2 separate regions of the Homo sapiens genome follow, and region 2 is linked to region 1. Evidence: chromatin loops called from intact Hi-C (ENCODE). Cell type or tissue: tibial artery. All regions are shown on one strand. Each heading gives the region's core, and the rest is flanking DNA. Links, peaks and the distances in the headings are about the cores only.

Evidence for each region. A loop is a pair of places that touch in the nucleus more often than their neighbours do. Peaks named below come from ENCODE experiments on the same cell type or tissue, not always from the same donor. Only the 100,000 strongest peaks of a DNase experiment are listed, where the experiment ranks them.
Region 2: it touches region 1 in a loop (3.0-fold over the local background); 30 of 110 quality-filtered maps call a loop at or near these places.

The regions. Positions count from the first base shown.
Region 1 is chr5:135,174,689-135,186,094 of GRCh38, forward strand. All of the region lies in intron 3 of PITX1-AS1 (PITX1 antisense RNA 1), which reads left to right. Among named protein-coding and RNA genes, the nearest start is that of LINC02900, 68 kb to the right of the region's middle. In tibial artery, for the core only: no CTCF peak of the experiment used is centred there; DNase peaks (open chromatin) are centred at 2,103, 2,193 and 4,863.
Region 2 is chr5:134,915,942-134,927,347 of GRCh38, forward strand. The region is part of intron 2 of PCBD2 (pterin-4 alpha-carbinolamine dehydratase 2); the gene reads left to right. It also overlaps the pseudogene MTCYBP18, the pseudogene MTND6P4, the pseudogene MTND5P11 and the pseudogene MTND4P12. Among named protein-coding and RNA genes, the nearest start is that of PCBD2, 17 kb to the left of the region's middle. RefSeq lists a silencer at 7,818-8,112 and enhancers at 9,078-9,839, 10,686-11,329. In tibial artery, for the core only: no CTCF peak of the experiment used is centred there; a DNase peak (open chromatin) is centred at 5,100.

The DNA of each region.
Region 1 (11,406 bases), core at 1,388-9,387:
ACCCTGAGAATGAGGAAGACCCAAAGGGGTGCTTATGGGACCTCAGTGTGATGGATGAAGGCATCAGCTCCTAAGAGAATTATCACTGCAATTGATAGGTCGATGATGTTGCTGGCTGGCTGGTTCACAGCCATGGCTAATTCCTACCATTGCGTGTCTCTGGTGCTCCCTGGGAGCTTGAGGTCGGTGGTCATTCTCCAGAGCGCAGCTGTCTTACTACCACCTCCTGCAGGGAGTTGCTGGGTACTGCCTGTAGAGGACATAGGCTGGTGGCTACTTGGAATCTGTTCTGGAGTGCAGTGGATTGTATTGCTTAGTTGTAATAATTTCAGTTGAGGATTAAAATAAGCCTTGGGCCGATGGCTGGTGAGTTGGCTTGGCTGGGTGGGTGAGAGGAAGTGTATGCATACACCTAGGTATATGCCTCAGTGCCAACTCCTGTGTATGTATGTTGCGAGGTGGGGGCGGGGTGGGGCTGGGATTATTATTAGGGTTTTCCTATTTTGACATCTAACCAGTGGCTTTATCAATGAACAATTGTTTTAAAAGTGTTATTCTGCACAAGTAATATATATTAATATTAGAAAAACCGGGAAAAGTAGAGGTAACCACTGTCAACATTTTGAAGTTTTTTCCCCTATAAATATATGTGTTACTTTTTCTTACAAAATAGTATGATCCATTTTTTTAAACTTGTTCTCTTTGCTTAATAATATATCATGGTGGCCTTTTACCCTGACACCATCATTTGTGATGGTTGCATGGTAGGAATGTTGGCCTGTGGTATGAATATACTATAGTTTTCAAAACCACACTCCTGTATTTGGATATATAGGTTATTTCTGAGTGTTAGCCCTCACAACTACATTGTAACTAACATCTTTGTTCCAGCATTTTGGTGTACTTTTCTCTAAGAGAAAAGTTTGGAAGTTGAATTTTGGGGTTAAAGGGTGTCTGTGTTTTTTGTTTTGTTTTATTTTATGTTTTGTTTTTTTTTTTTTTCTTTTTTGAGACAGAGTCTTGCTCTATCGTCCAGGCTGGAGTGCAGTGGCGCGATCTTGGCTCACTGCAACCTCTGCCTCCTGGGTTCAAATGATTCTCATGCCTCAACCTCCCGAGTAGCTGGGATTACAGGTGTGCGTTGCCATGCCCAGCTAATTTTTTTGTATTTTTAGTAGAGACAGGGTTTCACCATATTGTCCAGGCTGGTCTCAAACTCCTGACCTTGTGATCCTCCCACCTCGGCCTCCCAAAGTGCTGGGATTACAGGCGTGAGCCACCATGACTGGCCCAGGTGTCTGTGTTTTTTAAGCTTCTGATACTTTTAGCTAAATAGCCTTCTAGAAAGTTAGTACTGAGCTAAGTCAGAGGAAAACAATTCCTTTCCCCTTCTGCATATGTTCCCTGGGCCTGCCCTAAGTTTCTAAAGGAACAGGGGAGGGGACCAATGTGTCAAAAAGCCCCTCAGGTTCCTGCCAGATCTCTCAGGTGCTGAATCCATTTTACATATGAGGGATTGAGGCCCAGGGAGGTACAGGGACCAAGTGTATCTGCCTGAGGAGGGCCTGGGAGCCATGGCCTGGCTGAGCCAAAGGCATCATAGGGCGTGAGGGAGCCAGCTGCCTGCGCTGGGCCCAGTGACCTGGGAGGCAAAGGAAAGGCCTTGGGCTGGTGGTGAGAAGAGCCAGGCAGCAGGGTGGGAGAGCTCTGGACCTCCAGTCCCTGCTGGCTTCTTCCTCAGGGACAGGGAGCCAGTGCTGTCTGGGTGGGGTGCATGCTAGAGCGGGGAAGTCCATTTAGAGGTTCCAGTGAGTGCCAGCCTCTCAACCCAGCCCTTCTCCAGCTCCATCCTTCCCCTGTCCTGCCTACCGGGCTCTGGAGTGCATCATGGAGGCAGGGATGGGCTGGCACACAATGGGTTCTTCTCAGAGGCTTGAGCAAGTGCCAAGCCGAGGGGATGGTGGGACTGGTACCTAGAGGGACAACAGTCTAGTTGGGCGATGGGATGGAGTCCTTCAGTCCAGAGGTTAGGGAATGGTGTCTGAGAAAGTTTGGGCTGTGGGAATCCTTCTTTCGGGTGGTCCTTATCAAGCAGTAACTATGGGCCAGAGCCTGGCCCAGGAACTGGGGATATAGCCTAGGTGAAGAGGACACACCAGCCTCTGCCCTCAGGTGGTCACAGTCCCATGGGGATGACTGACTGGGACAGGCATTGGTGACTGATGACTGCACTGAGGCTGTGGGCATGCGGAGGAGGGCCGCTTGGGGAAGGCTTCTGGGAGGAAGGCACATCTGGCTTGAGACCTGAAGAAGCAGGGAATGGAGGGTATGGGGGAAAGGGCATGTGGTCACGGCAGAGCGGAGAGCATAGGGAAAGGCCTGGATGTCAGCAGCAGGCTGACGAGTGGCCTCTGGCAGACCTGGTACACTTCTCAGGGAAAGCCAGCTCTGTGAGGGTGCACAGGAGGTGGACCGCCTAGGAGGGAGCCCCCCAGGGCACCAGGCAGGGCAGCGTTGAGGAAGCTGCAGTGTTGGCCCACCTGTGGGTGCTGCCAGTGGCATCATGGAGCTTCTCTCCATGGGCCAGGCATGGCAGGTAGGGCAGGGTCCATGGGAGGTGGTGAGGTGGTGGTCAGGGGAGCCTAACCACCCTTCTCTTTACTCTGAAACATACAATCTCGATTCGCTTTGGAATGCATCCCTCAGAAGGCTAGGAAGACCATTTCTCTTGGTTCAGAAGCTCCATGTTCTGCACCTTCCTCCTCCAGTAGGGCCTGAGAGCCTCAGGTGAGAGAGAGCCCAAGGCACCCTTGCTATCTGGGGAGACTTCATCTTGGGGGAGGAAGGCAGGTCCCTGCCCAGTGCTGCTTCTCTCACCACCACCAGATCCCTCTCTGGTGCCTCTGGAAAGATGTCCCGACTTCTCACCCAGGCACACAGGCCCTGTGGAGTCAGCCTCATGTCCCACATCTCAGCCTGCACACCCACTACATCCACGGGTCCCGCTGTCTGCCCTCCTCCCCAGGGGACACTGGTGCCCCCACACCTCCACACCTGTGCTTATCTCACTTCCTCTACCCAGGTCCCTGTCTCTTTTATTTAAGTCCTGCTCATCCTCCCAGGTGGCCATAGATCACCACCTCTGAGAAGCCTCCCTAGCTTTCCTAGCTCTCTTAGGCCGAGTGCAGCTCTCCTGGCTCAGGGCACCACCCTTGGTGCTGGTGGTTGTCACTACCCCACACACTCCCTTGTGTTGGTGCTGGTTCTGCTGGCAAAGGACTGCAGGATGAGGGGCTCCTTCAGCCGGCCTATCCTTCCTGTGTGTGTCCCCATGGGGCCTGGCACCCCGACACTCTGTAGGGGCTCAGGACCCCATTTGCTGAGGTGAGACCACATTTCCTCAAGAAGTGGCAGGAGTCACTCAGTGGGCACGTCTTCACCCCCATGTTCTAGAGTAAAGCAGTGATGCCGCGCGGTGATGCCACTTTCTGAGCATGACATGGTTAGCAGCACAGGCTCAGAAGACAGCAGATCTGGAGGGAGGCCTGGCTCTGGCTCTGACTGTCTGTGTAACCTCAGGCAAGTCATTTAATCTTTCTGAACCTCAGTTTTCTCATCTGTTTAATGGAGACAAAAATCTGCCTTACAGGAGTGTTGAGAGCATGGACAAAGACAAGGGTGTGTCATCCTCCTAGCCCCAGGGCCCCTCATGGCCCAGTCTCTGCACACTCAGGCAGCCAGAAGTAATTAGAAAGCTGACCCTTTATTGTCTTCTGAAAGAAGGCTGAAGGTTGGGCATCCCTGTCCTGTGCCCCAGCAGCACTCTTGAGCCCTGGCCAGTGCAGGTCTTGGCCACCCACGGCCCTTAGGGTCTCTCCCCACATCCAGCTTTTCCTTTTCTCTTCTCCTGCCCCCTTTCCAGGACTTGATTATGTGGGTGGACCCTGTCTCTCAACTCAGCCCTTCTGCAGCTCCATCCTCCCCTGTCCTGCCTACCAGGCTCTTGAGTGCATCACGGAGGCAGGGATGGGCTGGCATCGAGTTCTCGTTAGAGTGGGTGCGGGGAGGGAAGGATACTTGCACATGGGTGGATGAGTTCTGTTTTAGATGCGCAAGGCCCCAGCCCATCACGAATGCTTGCTGGGAATTCAGTAAGCATTTATGAGCTACCTACTATATGTCAGGCACCGTGCTAGGTTTCAATTCCCCAGAAACTCTGTGAGGCAGGTGGTGGTAGCTTCATTTTACAAATAAGAAAATTAAAGCTCAGAGCGCACACGTTGACTGAGGTTGCACAACTGGTTCGAACATTTGTCACCCCCCATGCATGGTTACTGTCAGCTAGGTGCCGGGCTGTGTCGGGGAGCTCTCTGGGGAGAGAGAGCCCTTTGGAGTCCTGGGTCTGCCCCGGGTCTGGCAGGAAGACCATTTGGATGATGAGAGAACAGACTGGAGGCAGGTGACAGGCAGATCCTAAATGTACAGGATTAAATATTTACATTAGGTAAAGATGAGGGTTAAGTGCCTCAGAGGCAGGCAAAGGGAGAGTGGAGGGAACTGCTGCTGGGGCTTACCTGAAGAGCTTATAGAGAAGGCTGCAGGAGAGGGGACATCTCTGGAGGCTCAGAGGAGCCAGGAGGGGGCTGGGGTGGATGCCGGAGTCAGGCTGGTCTCCTGTGAGGTGTGTGCAAGTGTGTGGTGGCCCGGGAATGTGGGAGCCACATACTTTTGTATAATTAGCTCGGCTCCTCTGCAGTGGTGGCAATTAGCCGTAGGCGGGAGACAGGACTTCCTGTGGCCAAGGCCACTTCTGCACCTGGGGCCGCTTACCTGGGCTCCTGCTGTCCAGGCTTGGGCCCTGCGTGTTTCCGGCAGGGGCAGCCAAGAAGCAGGTGGGGCTGTTGGGACTGCAGGGTCACAGCTTCTACCTCGCAGCAGGAGGAGGGAATTGTCCCAGCCCATCCTGCCGCTCAGCCCTGTTTATATCTTCTCTGGGGCCCTGCTTTTGAGAAGGGCTTTTGCTCCCTCTCCTCACCTGTTGGGGGCTGTTTCTGAGCCTTTCTCACTCTTCCTGGCTGTGGGTAGGACTGGCAGCAACCTAGAGGGGATTAGTTCCCCTGGTGGTCAGTAGACGCCTTATACACCTCTTCCCATGGACAGCTCAATGGCAGGAATATTCTGAGCATTTGGCTTTTGAGGAGCCCCACCTATCCTGCCATAATGAAAAATGTCAAAAATGAGATAATTAATGCTGCCACTTTGTTTCTCTTTAGTGTCCAGGGAATATTACTTTATTCATCTAATGTTATCAGCAATAATAACAATCACTGTCTTTGTGTTTTCTTTTTTTTAACTGGCCCTGCCTGTTTCTCTTCTAAATTGTGAGATAGTAGATGTGAAAACTTGGAAGCGGGAGTGTAATTATTCCCACTTTGTAGGCAGGAAAAACCACAGGTAGGAGAAGTGAGTTGCTTGCTTAGCGTCACCTGGGGAAGGTGACTGTGGCCTAGGGCCACTGATGTGCCAAGTGCTACCATGCTCAGGCTTTTGCAGCTTAGCTGGGGTGAAGCTGAGGCTGGGAACTGGGCTCTCCCTCCACACCAAGGTGGGTGAGAGCAAGTTGCTGGTAGCTAAGTCACAAGGAGGGATGTCAGTATGGCACCTGCTGCGGTCAGCAGAGGGGCAGCTCAGCCCTGCGGTTGGCTGGGACTCAGTGGTACTAGGCTTGTGGCACATCCTGGGGATGAGCTGGCTGCCTGCTCTCTTAGCCACTGTCAAGCAGGCTGAGTCCCTGGTTCCTTCATCCTCCACTGTGCACTCCAGAGCTGGAAAATGTTCTAAAAATCCTTGAAGCAATGGCTTTTCCCAGCCAGGCACAGCCTGCCACATGAGAAACCCAAAACCCGGGACAGGTGAGTGTGCTGAACACTTGCTGTGAACAGCAGGCATGAGGCCTAAAACCCCCCAGGTTTCACAGGTACGGGAGGATTCGATGAGATCTGTGTGATCAATATGAAGCGTTTGGTATGTGCCTGGCTCACAGTGAGTGTTCACTTGGTGTTAGCAGCCATTATTATTATGTTAGACATGATTATTAACCCATTTATGCCTGAGGTTGCAATTTTTTGAATTTTTGCAATCAGAACTTGGTGGTGACCTTGAGCAGTAGGATATAAATAACTCCCACATGCTCAGTGTTCCAATAATGGAACACTAGGCATAAATGGACTAAAGAAAAAGACAGTGTTCTGTGAGGTAACAGGGGCCTGGCCCAGGAAGAGAGTGCTCCACGAATAGTAGTTGTCATTAGCTATTGGCACTTTGTCTCCTGCATCCCCATCTTCCCAAGGACCGAAACTCCGGTCGATTCTCATTACTTGCACTAGTTATGTTCTATAAAGTCCCCACCAACACCGAATTAGCAAATACTAAACCACTGCTCCTAGGGACAATACAAAGTTAGGTTCCTGTGAGCTTCTGGTCACATTTTTGTCAACTGATCAATACATAACCTTGTTTTATGTGTGTTACTGTTTAAAGCACCTTATTTAATATATGTTGATGATTCAGAAACATCGACTTCATGGCCAGTAGCGTTGTAACTCATGCTTATCATCTAACACAGCTTGTCCAACCCGTGGCCTGCAGGCTGCATGAGGCCCAGGACAGCTTTGAATGTGGCCCAACACAAATTCATAAACTTTTTAAAAACATTATGAGATTTTTTTTGACGATTTTTTTTTAGCTCATTAGCTATCGTTAGTGTTAGTGTACTTTACGTGTGGCCCAAGACAATTCTTCTTCCAATGTGGCCCAGGGAGGCCAAAAGATTGGAAGCCCCTGCTCTAACACAACTATTTTCTCTATAAAGTACATCATGGCCTTCTTGCTCTTAGGAACATTTCACAGAAGTATTCTTGGGGGCTATTTTAAACAGCAAAACCACCAACAAAAAGAACAATAATATAAGAAAAAAGAAAAAACACATAACCCTACACACAGCAGAAAGGATACTTGTTGTCTGGGTGTGGCGGCTCATGCCTGTAATCCCAGCACTTTGGGAGGCCAAGGCAGGAGGATCATTTGAGATCAGGAGTTTGAGATCAGCCTGACCAAACATGGTGAAAAACCATCTCTACTAAAAATAGTAAAAATTAGCTGGCCCTGGTGGTGAACACCTGTAATCTCAGCTTCTCAGGGGCTGAGGCAACAGAATCCCTTGAACCTGGGAGGCGGGGGTTGCAGTGAGCCGAGATTGTACCACTGCACTCCAGCCTGGGCAACAAAAGCAAACTCCATCTTAAAAAAAAAAAAAAGAAAAAAAAAAGAAAGAAAGGACACTTGTTTACAGTATGAGCTGAGACAAGAAGGCAGAGGGTTTAACTTCAGCTGGACACTTGTACATCAGGTGACTCAGGTGTTTCAGTACTCTATGCATGTCTGCAAATGACCATGAAAGCAATCATAAGTGTTGATTTTGGAGGTTACGAATAGAATTTAGTGAGCATGGCCTAGCCCAGATGTTTGGAGGTTGTTCAAGGCTGGGAGACAGTGGACAGAGCCATTGAGCCATAGGAAACATGGAGAGCAAGGAAGCCTCCACGTGGTCCCACAGCCAGCTGCTGGCCCAGCCCTGAGCAAAGGGAGGCTGAGGACTCTGAGGCCCTAGGCTAGACTAGGGCTGAGCCTGAATGGCTTTGTCCATAGTTACCCTGATGGATTTTCCACACGGAGCACTTCAGCTGTTTATGGCAGTGTGTTTATGTGGGTGGGTTGGGGGATATTTTTATTTTTTGGACATATTTTAAACATATACATGAGAAGGAATATACCGTTGCAGGATTTTCATTTTGCGTGCCCTTCTGTATTCTGCCCCCATTGGTTTTGCAGGGGACTGGCAGAAATGGGAACGTCATTTGAATTGGTTGTGTGTGGAGTTAGGAGCCTGAGCATTCATGCAGAGGAAGGGGATGTATATGAATTCCCCAGTAGAGAATCCCCCCAGGCCTGGCTCAAGGGGGAAGGTGAGGAAGGGTGGGAGTAGGGCTGGGGAGGAGCAGAGCAGGGCACCCCCAGTCTTCTAGGGCTCTTGGCAGAATTACCTACCCCCCATGAATCTTCTAGAGGCTGACTTTGAGACCTTGGAGGGTCCCTGGTCCCCACCAGTCACCTTAGCATCCAGGTGGTGAGGCCTCCCAGTCACCACACAGCAGAGCTGGTGCTGGGGCCCGGGCCTCTGGGCTGTGGACCTGTGCGCTTTTCACATCAGCACAGTGCCACGGCTGTTCCCTCTCACAGCGGCACTTCCTTTTCCTTCTTTTGTTAGAGACTGCTGTTAGCCCCATGGAGAGGCTAAGAACTTGGGTTTTGGAGTCAGACTGCGCATGTTGGAATCTTGGCTTAGTCGCTTACTGGCTGTTCGACCCAGGACAAGTAACTTCTCTGTGTCTGTTTGCTCGTTTTAAAATAAGAAGGCTGGGCGCAGTGGCTCACAACTGTAATCCCAGCAGTTTGGGAGGCTGAGGTGGGTGGATCACCTGAGGTCAGGAGTTTGAGACCAGCCTGGCCAACATAGTGAAACCCCGTCTCTACAAAAATACAGAAATTAGCTGGGCATGATGGTGGGTGCCGGTAATCCCAGCTACTCTGGAGGCTGGGGCAGGAAAATTGCTTGAACTGGGGAGGCGGAGGTTGCAGTGAGCCAAGATCGCGCCATTGCACTCCAGTCTGGGTGACAGAGCAAGACTCTGTCTCAAAAAAAAAAAAAAAAAGAAGAAGAAGAAGAATACCTATTACTCAGGGTTGCATTGAGGATTTAACCAGTTAATAGTTTAAAACCATTTAGAACAGTCCTGGCACAAAATAAGAGCTATGTGAGTGCTTGTAAAGTAAAGAAAATGTATGAAGTTGCCGTGTGATCTGGGGTAAGTTGCCCTTAGCCTCAGGTTATTCATCTAAACAATGGGGTGGATATTGATACCTACCACAAAGGGTGGCTATGACTCAGTATGATGAAGAATGAGCTTACGATGCTTAGCACAAGGTAAGCTTTACAAAACTGTCAATGATTTGTATCATTGATATTATTATTAATTGGCAGCTGTCTCCCGGTTCAATTGGCAGTGTCTTGCCTTGAGTTCAGATGAGGGAGAGAGAAAATGCAAAGCACGAGCCAGGAGTTAGGGAGGCGAGTCGAGACTGCCGAGTCTGCATTCACAGGAGGCCAGAGGTGGCTTTTGGGCTTCCCCCTGGCAAGGACCCTGTCCCCAGACAGGTGGTGGTCTCAGGAATGAGTGGGGACCAGTTCTGTGTCCTCCAGCCACATCCTAGAGGGAACCTACCTTCCCTCTCCCAACAGGAGCCCAAGAAGCTGGTCAACAGTGCTTCCTTGGCAGAGTCTCCTGCCCAGGCGTCTGGGCAGATGTGTGGCCACAGGCTCTGCCAAGCAGGGGGAATGCCATTTGGAAGAAGTGGGTACGTGCAAAAAATTCCCTTCTGAAGTTCCTCTGGAAGTCTCAGGATATGCTTCACAGGAAGCGTCAGCACAATTTTCTAATCAAGTTGAAGTCTGTGGCCCGTAGTTAGAAACAATAAATGAAATGCAATTTGAGCCCACACTTTGCCTGAGTTTCCATTTCTGGAAGTGGGTGTGGATGAGAAGCTGGCCTTTCTGAGGGAAGAACTTGATCCTTGACCCTGACCATTCAGCCCCCAGCCTCACCATCAGCTTGCAGGGGTGGGACCCTAGGACTGTATTTTGGGTAATCATTGCAAATCCTGATTTTGATCTGGCAGGTCAAAGTCCACACTTCTCTGTAAATCAATGCACACCATTAAGCCCACTCTTTGTTTTTTCTCCTTCCAGAGCCTTCTACCTACCATGCTTAGAGTTTAGTCTTGGAGATCATTGTTTAATCAATATTAAACCATTCACGTAGTTTAAGTGTTTACTTATGTGCTTTGAATCATTGCTTGCAGTAAGAACAAGTGATGCCCCTAATCTGCCTTCACTACACTCCCCAATACCCTAATTATGTAATTTAGAAAAGAACATTTCCTGACAGCAGTTTCTCAGTGTGCAGCAACAAATGCCGACTGGGGACGGGACAAAACAACCCTGTAATAGCTAGCACATGGAGCCCGCTGCCTTGGTCCAGGCGGCCCTGGCTTGGGGCAGACGCCCGTCCATTTGGGTTAAGGCTTTCAAATGATGGCATATTAGTGCCAGTAGACGTAATTCCACATGAAAGGAGCTGAAGCTAATAGCCCATCTCCAGTCTCTCTTAGTTTGTGGAATAGGCCCTCATTGCAAATTATTACTGACCCAGACAGTCAGGAAGAGATATCTCACCCAGCCGGGGAGACTGACGCAGCCAAAGACGTATGCAAGAGGCCAAGGTTTAGACTAAACTCTGCTTTATGTCCTTGCCAACCCCCACCTCTACAGTCCAGGGGCAAGGCCTGAGTGTCCCCAATACATCCTTATTCCTTTTGGGGGCAGTTTGGAGGCTAGTGTGCCTTTTCATTCAAGCAAAGTAGGTATTTGAGGGGCTATGGGGTATCATGTTATGTGAGGGGCAGAATCCATGGCTTTAGATTATATTAGTTTAAGTACCATCTAATGAGGGTGGTGGTTGTGGGGGATAAGGACCCCAAATGCCTTTCTCCTCACCAGCCTGCTGGTGTCAGTGACTCGTATCTCAAGGCTGCTGCCCGGTGAGCAGAGCCCAGCTTGGCCTTCTCTGGCCAAGTGAGGCCTAAATGCTCACTGTGACCCAAGCTGCTTCCATAACAGGAATGAAAATCTACCTTTCCTGCTTCCCCTTCCCCCATGAGTGGTCCAACAAATATTCCGTTGCTATAGAAACCCAGCGGAAGGCTGAGTGGCCTCACCTGTCTCAGCAGGGTGATCAGTCAGCATTTGGGCATGGGTGCACAGCCGCTTCTCCCAGGCAGAGCCCAGCAGCTGTGGGCTGGTGTTGCTATGCAGCCTGCCAGCTGCCTAAAGCCCCAGGCTCTTGAAAGTCCCAGAGGATGGGTAGGGGATGAGGGAGAAGCAAAGTGAGCTGAGGAAATTTAAATTTGGCTGTGAATCTTAAACCAATTCTTTAGCCTTTCTAGAAGCACCAGTTGCTATGGTGATGGAAGCGGTGCCAATTGCAAGAGTTGTTTTTGTGGTTAGAGTGCCTGTCTTAGACAAAGGCAGGGAGGCCAACCCAGCAGCTTCAGTCCTCACTCCCTTCTAAGGATTGAACGTTGTCAAGCCCTAGCTCAGGAGGAGGGGTGACAGCCTTTCAGAATGCCCATCTTGCCCTAGCAGTTATTCTAGGGGTCTAGGGTCCCAGAAGGGAGTGGTCGCCAGGCATTCCAAGAGAGAACCCACAAGTAGGCTTACCAACAGAGAAA
Region 2 (11,406 bases), core at 2,027-10,026, 260 kb before region 1:
AGACACCCTCTCCCTGAAAGAGTGTGACCCACACTTGGTGGTGTCATATTGGAAAAAAATTTGGGGGCCAGGCACGATGGCTCACGCCTGTAATCCCAGAACTCTGGGAGGCCGAGTTGAGTGGGTTGCTTGAGCCAAGGAGTTTGAGGCTAGCCTGGGCAACACAAGGAGACTCCATCTCTACAAAAATAAAAATTAGCCAAGAGTGGTGGCATGCACCTGTGGTCTCAGTTACATGGGAGGGAGGCTAGGGTTGGAGAATCATTTGAACCCAGGAGGTAGAGGCTGCAGTGAGCTGTGATTGCACTACCACACTCCAGGCTGAGCGAAAGTGTGAGACTATCTCAAAAAAAAAATCTTTGCTGAATATAGGGTTAAAAAATTCATTTTGTTTGTATTGCTCAATAGGTTATGAGCATTTTTCAGTTCTTTAGTCTTTTTATTTTTAATACAATTTTCAGGAGTATGATTTTACTTGGTTGGGTGTCACAGTTAAATGATTTGCTAATGTAGTTTGTGTACAGTGGTATCACAAGTTTGCTTTAGTCTTCATTTCTTTTGCTGCTATGAAAAATGAACTATTTTGGAAATATTTCAGTGACCGTGGATGAAAAACCTATTTCTTGAAGCTTTGAGTTATTCCAGGTTTACTATAAGAATAAATAGCCCCCAAAACACATTTGAACTTCTTTTCTCTCAGAGTTTTATTCTAAGGTATGGTTAGTTCCAAATAATCCAAATTCATTGGATAGCTCAGATGGATACAAATACTTGGAGATTATAAGTACGGAGTTTTCAAGGGATTCTCCTAGCATAGGTGGATGAAGTAGCCATAGGTGTCAGTTGCTGTTAGCCTCCTGTTTCCACCCTTGGTGGTGGTACATGGGCTCTGCAGTGCGTCAATGGACAGTATGTTGGTGACAGACAGTGACTCTGTGAGCAGACAGAGCATGGCAGTGGTGGGACTCGAGGCAGGGAGTTTCCACACTAGGAGTGCTTGGACCCAGACAGGGTGGGATTGGCATTTGTAAAGGAACTTTGCTTTTTTGTTGTTCCTGTAGACAGAAGGTGGGAGAGGTCTGCAAGTGACATATAAACTTAGGTGTTTGGTAACTGCAGGATGTCTGTGTTGAAAGAACAAAATGTCAGGTAGAAATGTGGGTGTGAGAGTCCCATAAAGACAGATTTTGTTATGCATTGACATGTATGGGATGAACTGGAAGCTTACAAAATCCGAGGAGATTTTAAGTTTAAAAGTAGGTGCAGAAGGTGAGGCTTTGGAACCTAGGAAATAGCTACTACAGGTGCCAGCAGGTGGAGCCCTCCAGGGCAGGAGCCCAGCCGGGCCAGGCGGCAACACCCCTTTCTGCCCCCCAGAAGGCTGTCCCTGTTCTTTCACTTCTGAATACCTGGGGCTACCCTTGTTCAGCATGGAAATAAGCTCAGGATCAGGAACAGGTAAGCGGCAGTGGCTGGGCGCTTGGGTGAATGATAAATTTTGTGTGTAGGACATGAGGAGTTTCCAATGGTGATTCAGGAGGAAGGGACCAAGCTTTGTGAGAATCAGCGGTGGTTCTCTGCGGAGGAGCTCCTGGGCCCTGTCTGTGCTTTCTTCGGTGGGCCTGCCCAGCAGGGCATTCAGTCATATTGGATGGAATCATATGAGCTGGTTGATATTCAGGGCAAAGTCCAAGCTTTATTGGTTTTGTATCTTGTTCATCACCCTCACCTTTTGGTTGCTGTGCTGCTGCCACTGAAGCTTTCTGGAGCTGCAGCGGGAGGGAGGAGGAGTTCTCTGGGTGCCCAGGCTGGGTTGGTGGTGCTCTGCACATCCTAGCAGCAGTAGCACCATATGTGACTTTGGGGTTCGTAAAATGTTTCTTTTCCTGTGTCCACAGAGACTCCTGTGTAGAGCAGTTCAAAGTTACTTTTGCTGCCTTACTTTATAAAAATGTTTTATTGAGGAATTTGATAATAGGCTTATGGTGAACATTTTGAAACACTTAGTGAAGTCAAAGGCTTGATGATACCAGAAGAAAGACAACTGCTGATGAAAGTCTTAACAATCCTCCACAGAATATTGGTGGAAGTCTCGATAGCTCTCATTGTGAATGAATTAGTTTGGGTTTGATTGTTCTTTGTTGTGCACATCAAAGTTATGAGTGAGTAATGCATCTGTGCACTCTTTAAAGAGGATATTCTACCTGTGGAGGATAGGGAAGCACTCCCAAAGAGGATGCCTGTGGCCTGGGCATCATATAGGTTAGAAAATGTCATTTTGTGCTGGGCATGGTGGCTCACACCTGTAATCCCAGCACTTTGGGAGGCCGAAGCAGGCGGGTCACCAGAGGTCAGGAGTTCGACACCAGCCTGGCCAAAATGGCGAAACCCCTTCTCTACTAAAAATACAAAAATCAGCTGGGCGTGGTAGAAGGTGCCTGTAATACCAGCTACTTGGGAGGCTGAGGCAGGAGAATGGCTTGAACCCGGGAGGCGGAGGTTGCAGTGAGCAGAGATCACGGCACTGCACTCCAGCCTGGGCGACAGAGTACTCCATCTCAAAAAATAAAATAAAATAAAAATTAAAAAATGTCGTTTTGATTTGAAAGTATAAGCTAGTGTTTGTGTGTCTGGCACCAGGTAAAGTGAAAACTCGTATGGCTGTCACACACACTGTTGCATTTAACATGTGCTCATGATTGGCTTTGTAACCACAGCAGACTAGAAACCTGAGAAAGTGTTCATAGTTTTCATTGGAATAGAATAGAGACACTCATATTTTAGCAAACTTTACCTAAAGTGTGAGAAGCTAGTAAAAATATCTGTGTAGTGTTCATGTTGGTGTTCCCTTTGGAGTTCTTCCTGAGCAGGACCACGCTGATGCTCCCAGGAGGTGGCTAGAATGTCAGTGTTGGCGTCCACCAGGGTAGGGAAATAAGAGCCTGAAATGTTATCATTTGGAGCTTTGTTGCTGCTGATTGTGTCGTACAGTAGGTCTAGACCTGGCGTGTATTTGTAAAAGCGCATGCAACAGATAGATGAGGAGAAATGTAAAACAGGTGTCAACAATGCAAATATGACACCACACTGCAGTGTGAAAACACCATGGTCCTTACACCACCCTTTAATAAAAATGGACTTTTAACTGCATAATTTGCTCTTAGTCATGTAGTAAATCTTCTGTTTACAGAACTTAGCCTGAGTATTTTGTTAAAGTCAAGCAGCCAAGAAGTATAATTTCCTCAACAGTCTTTGTCTTGCCCTTTTACAGATGGAGTAAAATCAGGTGTGTAAAAAATAAAAAAGCAGTTTGAGCTGACGTGAAAGGTATTTCAGATTTATGCTTTGCAGATGATATTGGTATGATTAATGCATTCATTGCTTTTTTTTATTGCTTTTCACAGATAATGTACATGATGCATGGAAAATGTTGTGGGTTTAAATCTGTGCCAGGTTTAGACTGTGAATATCAACAGATGTTATCATATAAGTACCATAATTATTATAAAATAAAAAATTTGTCATGAAATGCAGTGACATAAATTTCATTTATGTAAATTGCTTTCATTAGTATAAAACCTTAGTGTAGCTGTTAGGGTCTGTGAAGCACTTTAGATGAGATTAACTTGGTATAAAGTGGTCACAAATGGGTTGCTTTAAATTTAACTGACAAGAAAATAACACCCAAAACTTAGGAAATTGCTGAGGCATTTGCCTGCATTGCTGGTACCGCTTAAATAGGTTGACTGTGAATTAATAACAATAGACTGCTGGCTCAATAATTGCAGAAAATAATTGAAAGGAGACCTTAAATAATAACTTAAAAGTATTTTGGTCTTGCTCATTTCTGTTCTGTTTCTGTTTTTCGTTAGTATGCCTGCCCACCGCTTCAGTACTGCCATTATCAATAGCTTTCGGGTTTGCACTGCAGTTTTGTCCATAGTTGTGGTGCTTTAGGGCCATGACACAGAACTTGCATTTAGATGTGTCAGAATACAAATATTGGGTGCCTGATGGAGCAGCTGTAGTGGCTGAGCAGTGCTGCACTCACATTCCTGTGGCTGGGTAGCGGCCAGTTGCTTTCTGCCCTCAGGAGGGATTCGGTCCAGCGGTGTGGGCAGGTGGCTGAGGTTCTTCTTCCTGGCTTTGAGCTCTCCATGTTTTGCTCTTTTTCTTACATCCTTTTAAACAAAACAAAGCAGTAATATTCTCTCCCCTGTGTTGCAGAGAATTACTATTATGTTGCGCTTTTGATCTAGGTTAGAGTGGGGCATTCTGACTCATTTACTGAATTTCGCAGAAAGACACTAAACAAGATTGAGATCATGGAATTACTTGTGGTCATACTGGGTCATGTCACAGTTACCAGATGCAAGACTCACATCCCTGGTTCCCACAGCAACATTTTTAGATCCTACTGTGACATAGAAAGGTTGTTTTTTTGATTTTGTTGTTTTAGGCGAGATCTTGTTTTCCAAGGACTACTTGCTGGATTAGTTTTCTCCCTTAAATGGGTTTTACCATACTTCCCAGAGGAAGGGAATATTCGCCAGCTGAAACAAACAAAGCTGTACTTGTTTGGGAGTAGCCCAGGTATCACTGTTGAGCAATCAAAGGTCATTTAATTGTATCATTAAAATCAATCCTATCAAAACAGCAAATGCTGCTAATGACTCTGTTTGCTTGTGTGCTCTCTGCCAACAGGGCAGGATGGAGGCTTTTTTTTTTTTTTGAGACGGAGTCTCGCTCTGTCGGCTAGGCTGGAGTGCAATGGTGTGATCTTGGCTCACTGCAACCTCCACCTCCTAGGTTCAAGCGATTCTCCCACCTCAGCCTCTCAAGTAGCTGGGATTAGAGGCACCTGCCACCAAGCCTGGCTAATTTTTTGTATTTTTAGTAGAGATGGTGTTTCACCAACATGGCCAACATGGCCAGGCTGTACTTGAACTCCTGAGCTCAAGTGATCCGCCCGCCTTGGCCTCCCAAAGTGTTGGGAATACAGGCGTTGAGCCCAGCTGCTGAGGCTTTTTGCTATATCATACATCAAACTGACTTCAAGTGCCCTGTCCTCGCCATCGCAGCCCTGTCGGTGGACATGCACCAGGTGGGTGGAGCAGCCCCAGGCTGGCTGGGCCAGGAGTCACATGGTGTGGTTCTGTCAGGATTCGTGAACCCAGCAGAGCTGTTGGGCTTATATCCACTGAGGGGCTAGTGCTGGTCTGGATCCAAGAGGTGGAAGGAGGAAGATGCAACAGAAGGACCTGGTTTCGTTTCTGCCCAGAAGATCTCCTAGTTTTGCTGGGGAGGTGGCACATCTGAATTGTACAAGGTGATTGATTTTTTTCAGCTTACCATGTTAGTCAGGTACTAGAATGTGAAGTGCTGTGCTAATAAGCCACAGGAGGTGCACTTCAGGGTGGCTGCTGCCTGGAGAAGGGGAGTTTTGAGTTGGTTCTTGAAGATCTGGTATGTGGTTGTAAGGGAAGGCACTAAGGGAGGGGTTAGCAGGTGACATAGGTCTAGGACAGGGAGTAAGAGGACATACTTTGTCTGCAGTGTGTTGGGAAATAAGGGCCCTAAAATGGGTTCAGTGAGCTGGGCCACAGAGTACAGGGGGGTTCCTGTGGCGTACTCTCCTGGGGTAGCTTTCCCACCAGTTTAGGGTGTCTGAAAGCAAACTCTTGTCTCTCTAACTGTCCTTCAAATGGCTTGTTCCTCTCAGTAGCCACACCAGCATCCTCTCAAGCACCTAGACCTGAAACGGAAGAATTATCCTGGTGATTTGTTACCAAGAACTGGTCAGTCGTCCTGTAGTGCCTTTCACAGGACTGTGCTGCTGGCCTGGATACAGCTGCCTTCCCTCTAGAGTTCTGGTAGGAGCTTCCTGGCCACATGTTACCTTTAGGCTCTTCCTGCTTCCACTGGCCTGCGTGCCACTTTGTCATGACCAAGTTGGTCTCTGCTCAGATAATCTCACTGCCTTCCAATTATATTTTATAGGGCATGCTTCATCTTCTCAGAGGTTTTCAAAGCTGCCCACAGCCCAGCCCTAAGCCTACCTCGCATTACTCTGCAAGAAGCCTCTTTGCTCAGAGATTAGAACTGCAATGTTCATGAGAGGTCACCTACTCATCCCTTTCACTGAAGAAGTGGGGAAAACAAGGCTCAGACAGGGTGAGTACCTTGACCAAGGCCACAAAAATTAGTGTCCATGCAGGAATTGGAACCAAGGCCCTTTTCATCTCAGTTCAGTGGTTTTTTTGTTTTTGTTTTGTTTTGTTTTTAGAGATGGGGTCTTGTTCGGTCACCCAGGTTGCAGCCTGGAACTCCTGGGCTCAAGCGATCCTCCTGCCTCAGTCTCTTGTGTAGCTGGGATTACAGGTGTGAGCCACCACACCCAGCTCCTCAGTTCAGTTCTTTTCTTCCTTTATTCAAACTGTTCTTCTCCTTTCCATGCCCCATCTCACACTATCCTGCCCCTTCTGTTCACATCCCACCTATTTCTAGAAAGTTTTTCTTGATTTTTATGCACTTAACAATAAACAGTTATCAAACACTTACTGTAGGCTAGACACTATGCCAGACACTGGGGTATCAGTTAACAAAGCCGATACTGTCCTTATCCTCACAGAGCATACAGTATAGTGGGGGAGGGAGAATGTAAACAAAGAAAAAAGTTAATGTATCATTACAAGTTATGCTAAGTGCCAGGAAGGAAAATCTTTTTTTTTTTTTTTTTGAGACGGAGTCTCGCTCTGTCACCCAGGCTGGAGTGCAGTGGCGTGATCTGGGCTCACTGCAAGCTCCGCCTCCTGGGTTCACGCTATTCTCCTGCCTCAGCCTCCCGAGTAGCTGGGATTACAGGTGCCCGCCACCACGCCCAGCTAATTTTTTGTATTTATTTATTTATTTTTTTAGTAGACACGGGGTTTCACCGTGTTAGCCAGGATGGTCTCGATCTCCTGACCTCGTGATCCACCCACCTCCGCCTCCCAAAGTGCTGGGATTACAGGCGTGAGCCACCTGCCCGGCCCTAGGAAGGAAAATCTTAACAGCAAATGGTTAGTGAACACTTAAACTATGGGTCATGGCACTATGGGAAGGACTTTACATGTATTCATTCATTTAATCTTCACAGAACTCTGTGAAATAGATTTCCCAAATTTTACAGAGGAGGAAACTGAGACTTGCTAAGTGACTTGCCCAAGGTCTCACAGCTAGTAAGTGTGGAGTCAGGATTGGATTCCAGGCAATCCATACTGTTAGTGGCTCAGATACTGCCTCTGCATCAGAAAGGAGTGCTGTGAGAGAGAATAATGGGAAGACCTAATTCTCTTTGAGGAGCATGGTTAGGGAAGGCCTAACCATGGTGAGAATAGTGTTAACGTCATTAGGGTGAGAAGAAAGAGAAATAAGCCGAGGATGTCTTTGATTGTGTAGTAGGGGTGGAAGGTGATTTTGTCGGAATGGGAGGTGATTCCTAGGGGGTTGTTTGATCCTGTTTCGTGTAGGAATAGAAGGTGGAGCGCTGCTAGGGCTGTGATAATGAAGGGCAAGATAAAGTGAAAGGTAAAGAACCGTGTGAGGGTGGGACTATCTACTGAGTAGCCTCCTCAGATTCATTGGACCAGATCTGTTCCGATGTATGGGACGGCGGATAGCAGGTTTGTAATTACTGTGGCCCCTCAGAAGGATATTTGGCCTCATGGGAGGACATAGCCCATGAAGGCTGTTGCTATAGTTGTAAGTAGGAGGATGATGCCAATGTTTCAGGTTTCTAGGTAAAGAAATGAGCCGTAATATAGGCCTCGGCCGATGTGTAGGAAGAGGCAGATGAAGAATATTGAGGCGCCATTGGCGTGAAGGTAGCGGATGATTCAGCCATAATTTACGTCTCGGGTGATATGGGCGATCGATGAGAAGGCGGTTGAAGCGTCTGGTGAGTAGTGTATGGCTAGGAATAGTCCTGTGGTGATTTGGAGGATTAGGCAGGCACCAAGAAGTGAGCCGAAGTTTCATCATGCGGAGATATTGGATGGGGTGGGGAGGTCGATAAATGAGCGGTTAATTAATTTTATCAAGGGGTTAATTTTGCGTATTGGGGTCATTAGTGTTCTTGTAGTTGAAATACAATGATGGTTTTTCATATCATTGGTCGTGGTTGTAGCCCGTGCAAGAATAATGATGTATGCTTTATTTCTGTTGAGTGTGGGTTTAGTAATGGGGTTTGTGGGGTTTTCTTCTAAGCCTTCTCCTATTTATGGGGGTTTAGTATTGATTGTTAGTGGTGTGATTGGGTGTGTTATTATTCTGAATTACGGGGGAGGTTACATGGGTTTAATGGTTTTTTTAATTTATTTGGGGGGAATGATGGTTGTTTTTGGATATACTACAGCGGTGGCTATTGAGGAGTATCCTGAGGCATGGGGGTCAGGGGTTGAGGTCTTGGTAAGTGTTTTAGTGGGGTTGGTGATGGAAGTAGGATTAGTGTTATGGGTGAAAGAGTATGATGGGGTGGTGGTTGTGGTAAATTTTAATAGTGTGGGAAGTTGAATAATTTATGAAGGAGAAGGGTCAGGGCTGATTCGGGAGGATCCTATTGGTGCGGGGGCTTTGTATGATTATGGGCGTTGATTAGTAGTAGTTACTGGTTGAACATTGTTTGTTGGTGTGTATATTGTACTAGAGATTGCTCGGGGGAATAGATTATGTGATTAGGAGTAGGGTTAGGATGAGTGGGAAGAAGAAAGAGAGGAAATAAAGTTTGATTATGCCTTTTTGGGTTGAGGTGATGATGGAGGCGGAGATTTGGTGTTGTGAGATTGTTTTAGGTAGTAGCTTTTCTAGTCAGGCCAGGTCTAGGAGGAGTAGGGGTAGGTTTTGGCTTGTAAGAAGGCCTAGATAAGGGACTGTGCGGTGTATGATACTAGGGTAAAATCCGAGTATATTAGAGAAGTAAAATGTATACAGTGGGGATTTTATTTTGAGTTTGTTGGTTAGGTAGTTGAGATCTAGGGCTGTTAGAAGTCCTAGGGAAGTGACGCCTAGGGCTGTGAGTTTTAAGTAAAGTGGGATTGTCATTTGGGGGGTGGATGTGGGGAGAATGCTGTTGGTGATGAGAAACCCTGCAAATAGGCTTCCGATTGTTAGGCGTTTAATGGGGTTTAGTAGGGTGGGGTTGTTTTCGTTAATGTTAGTGAGGGCTGGGAAGCGAGGCTGACCTGTTAGGGTGAGAAGAATTATTCGAGTGCTATAGGCGCTTGTCAGGGAGGTGGCGATGAGAGTAATAGACAGGGCTCAGGCGTTTGTGTATGATATGTTTGCGGTTTCGATGATGTGGTCTTTGGAGTAGAAACCTGTGAGGAAGGGTATTCCTGCCAATGCTAGGTTGCCAATGGTGAGGGAGGTTGAAGTAAGAGGTATGGTTTTGAGTAGTCCTCCTATTTTTCGAATATCTTGTTCATTGTTGAGGTTGTGGATGATGGATCCGGAGCATATAAATAGTATGGCTTTGAAGAAGGCGTGGGTACAGATGTGCAGGAATGCTAGGTGTGGTTGGTTGATGCCGATTGTGACTATTATAAGTCCTAGTTGGCTTGAAGTGGAGAAGGCCACGATTTTTTTGATGTCATTTTGTGTAAGGGCGCAGACTGCTGCGAACAGAGTGGTGATAGCGCCTAGGCATAGTGTGAGAGTTTGGATTAGTGGGTTATTCTCTGCTAGGGGGTGGAAGCGGATGAGTAGGAAGACTCCTGCTACAACTATAGTGCTTGAGTGGAGTAGGGCTGAGACAGGGGTGGGGCCTTCTATGGCTGAGGGGAGTCAGGGGTGAAGGCCTAATTGAGCTGATTTGCCTGCTGCTGCTAGGAGGAAGCCTAGTAGTGGGGTGAGGCTTGGATTAGCACTTAGGAGGGTTATTTGTTGTGGGTCTCATGAGTTGGAGTGTAGGAGAAATCATGCTAGGGCAAGGATGAAACCGATGTCGCCGATACGGTTGTATAGGATTGCTTGAATAGCTGCTGTGTTGGCATCTGCTCGGGCGTATCATCAACTAATGAGTAAAAAGGATATAATTCCTACGCCTTCTCAGCCGATGAATAGCTGGAATAGGTTGTTAGCAGTGACTAGGATTAGTATGGTGATTAGGAAGATGAGTAGGTATTTGAAGAATTGATTAATGTTTGGGTCTGAGCTTATATATCATAGTGAGAATTCTATGATGGATCACGTAACGAACAGTGCTACAGGGATAAATATTATGGAGAAATAATCTAGTTTGAAGCTTAGGGAGAGTTGGGTTGTTTGGGTTGTTGCCCAGTGTCAGTTTGAGATAATGACTTCTTGGTCTAGGTATATGAATATTGTTGTGGGGAAGAGACTAATAACAAGGGTGGATGCGATAATGGATTTTACTTAATGGGGATATGAGTTTTTTTTATTAGGGTTAATGAGGGTGGTAAGGATAGGGGGAATTAAGGAAGTTAGGGCTAGGGTGGGTATAGTAGCGTACATGGTTATTACTTTTATTTGGAGTTGCACCAAAATTTTTGGGGCCTAAGACCAACGGATGGCTGTTATCCTTTAAAAGTTGAGAAAGCCATGTTGTTAGACATGGGGATATGAGTTAGCAGTTCTTATGCGCTTTCTCGGTAAATAAGGGGTCGTGAGCCTCTGTTGTCAGATTCACAATCTGATGTTTTGGTTAAACTATATTTACAGGAGGAAAACCCGGTAATGATATCGGGGTTGAGGGATAGGAGGAGGATAGGGGATAGGTGTATGAACATGAGAGTGTTTTCTCGTGTGAATGAGGGTTTTATGTTGTTAATGTGGTGGCTGAGCGAGCCTCATTGTGTTGTGGTAAATATGTAGAGGGAGTATAGGGCTGTGATTAGTATGTTGAGTCCTGTAAGTAGGAGAGTGATATTTGATCAGGAGAATGTGGTTACTAGCACAGAGAGTTCTCCTAGTAGGTTAATAGTGGGGGGTAAGGCGAGATTAGTGAGGCTTGCTAGAAGTCATCAAAAGGCTATTAGTGGGAGTAGGGTTTGAAGTCCTTGAGAGAGAATTATGATGCGACTGTGGGTACGTTCGTAGTTTGAGTTTGCTAGGCAGAATAGTAATGAGGATGTAAGTCCGTGGGCGACTATGAGAATGACTGCGCCGGTGAAGCTTCAGGGGGTTTGGATGAGGATGGCTGTTACTACGAGGGCTATGTGGCTGATTGAAGAGTATGCAATGAGCGATTTTAGGTCTGTTTGTCGCAGGCAGATGGAGCTTGTTATAATTATGCCTCACAGGGATAGTACAAGGAAGGGGTAGGCTATATGTTTTGTCAGGGGGTTGAGAATGAGTGTGAGGCGTATTATACCATAGCCGCCTAATTTTAAGAGTACTGCAGCAAGT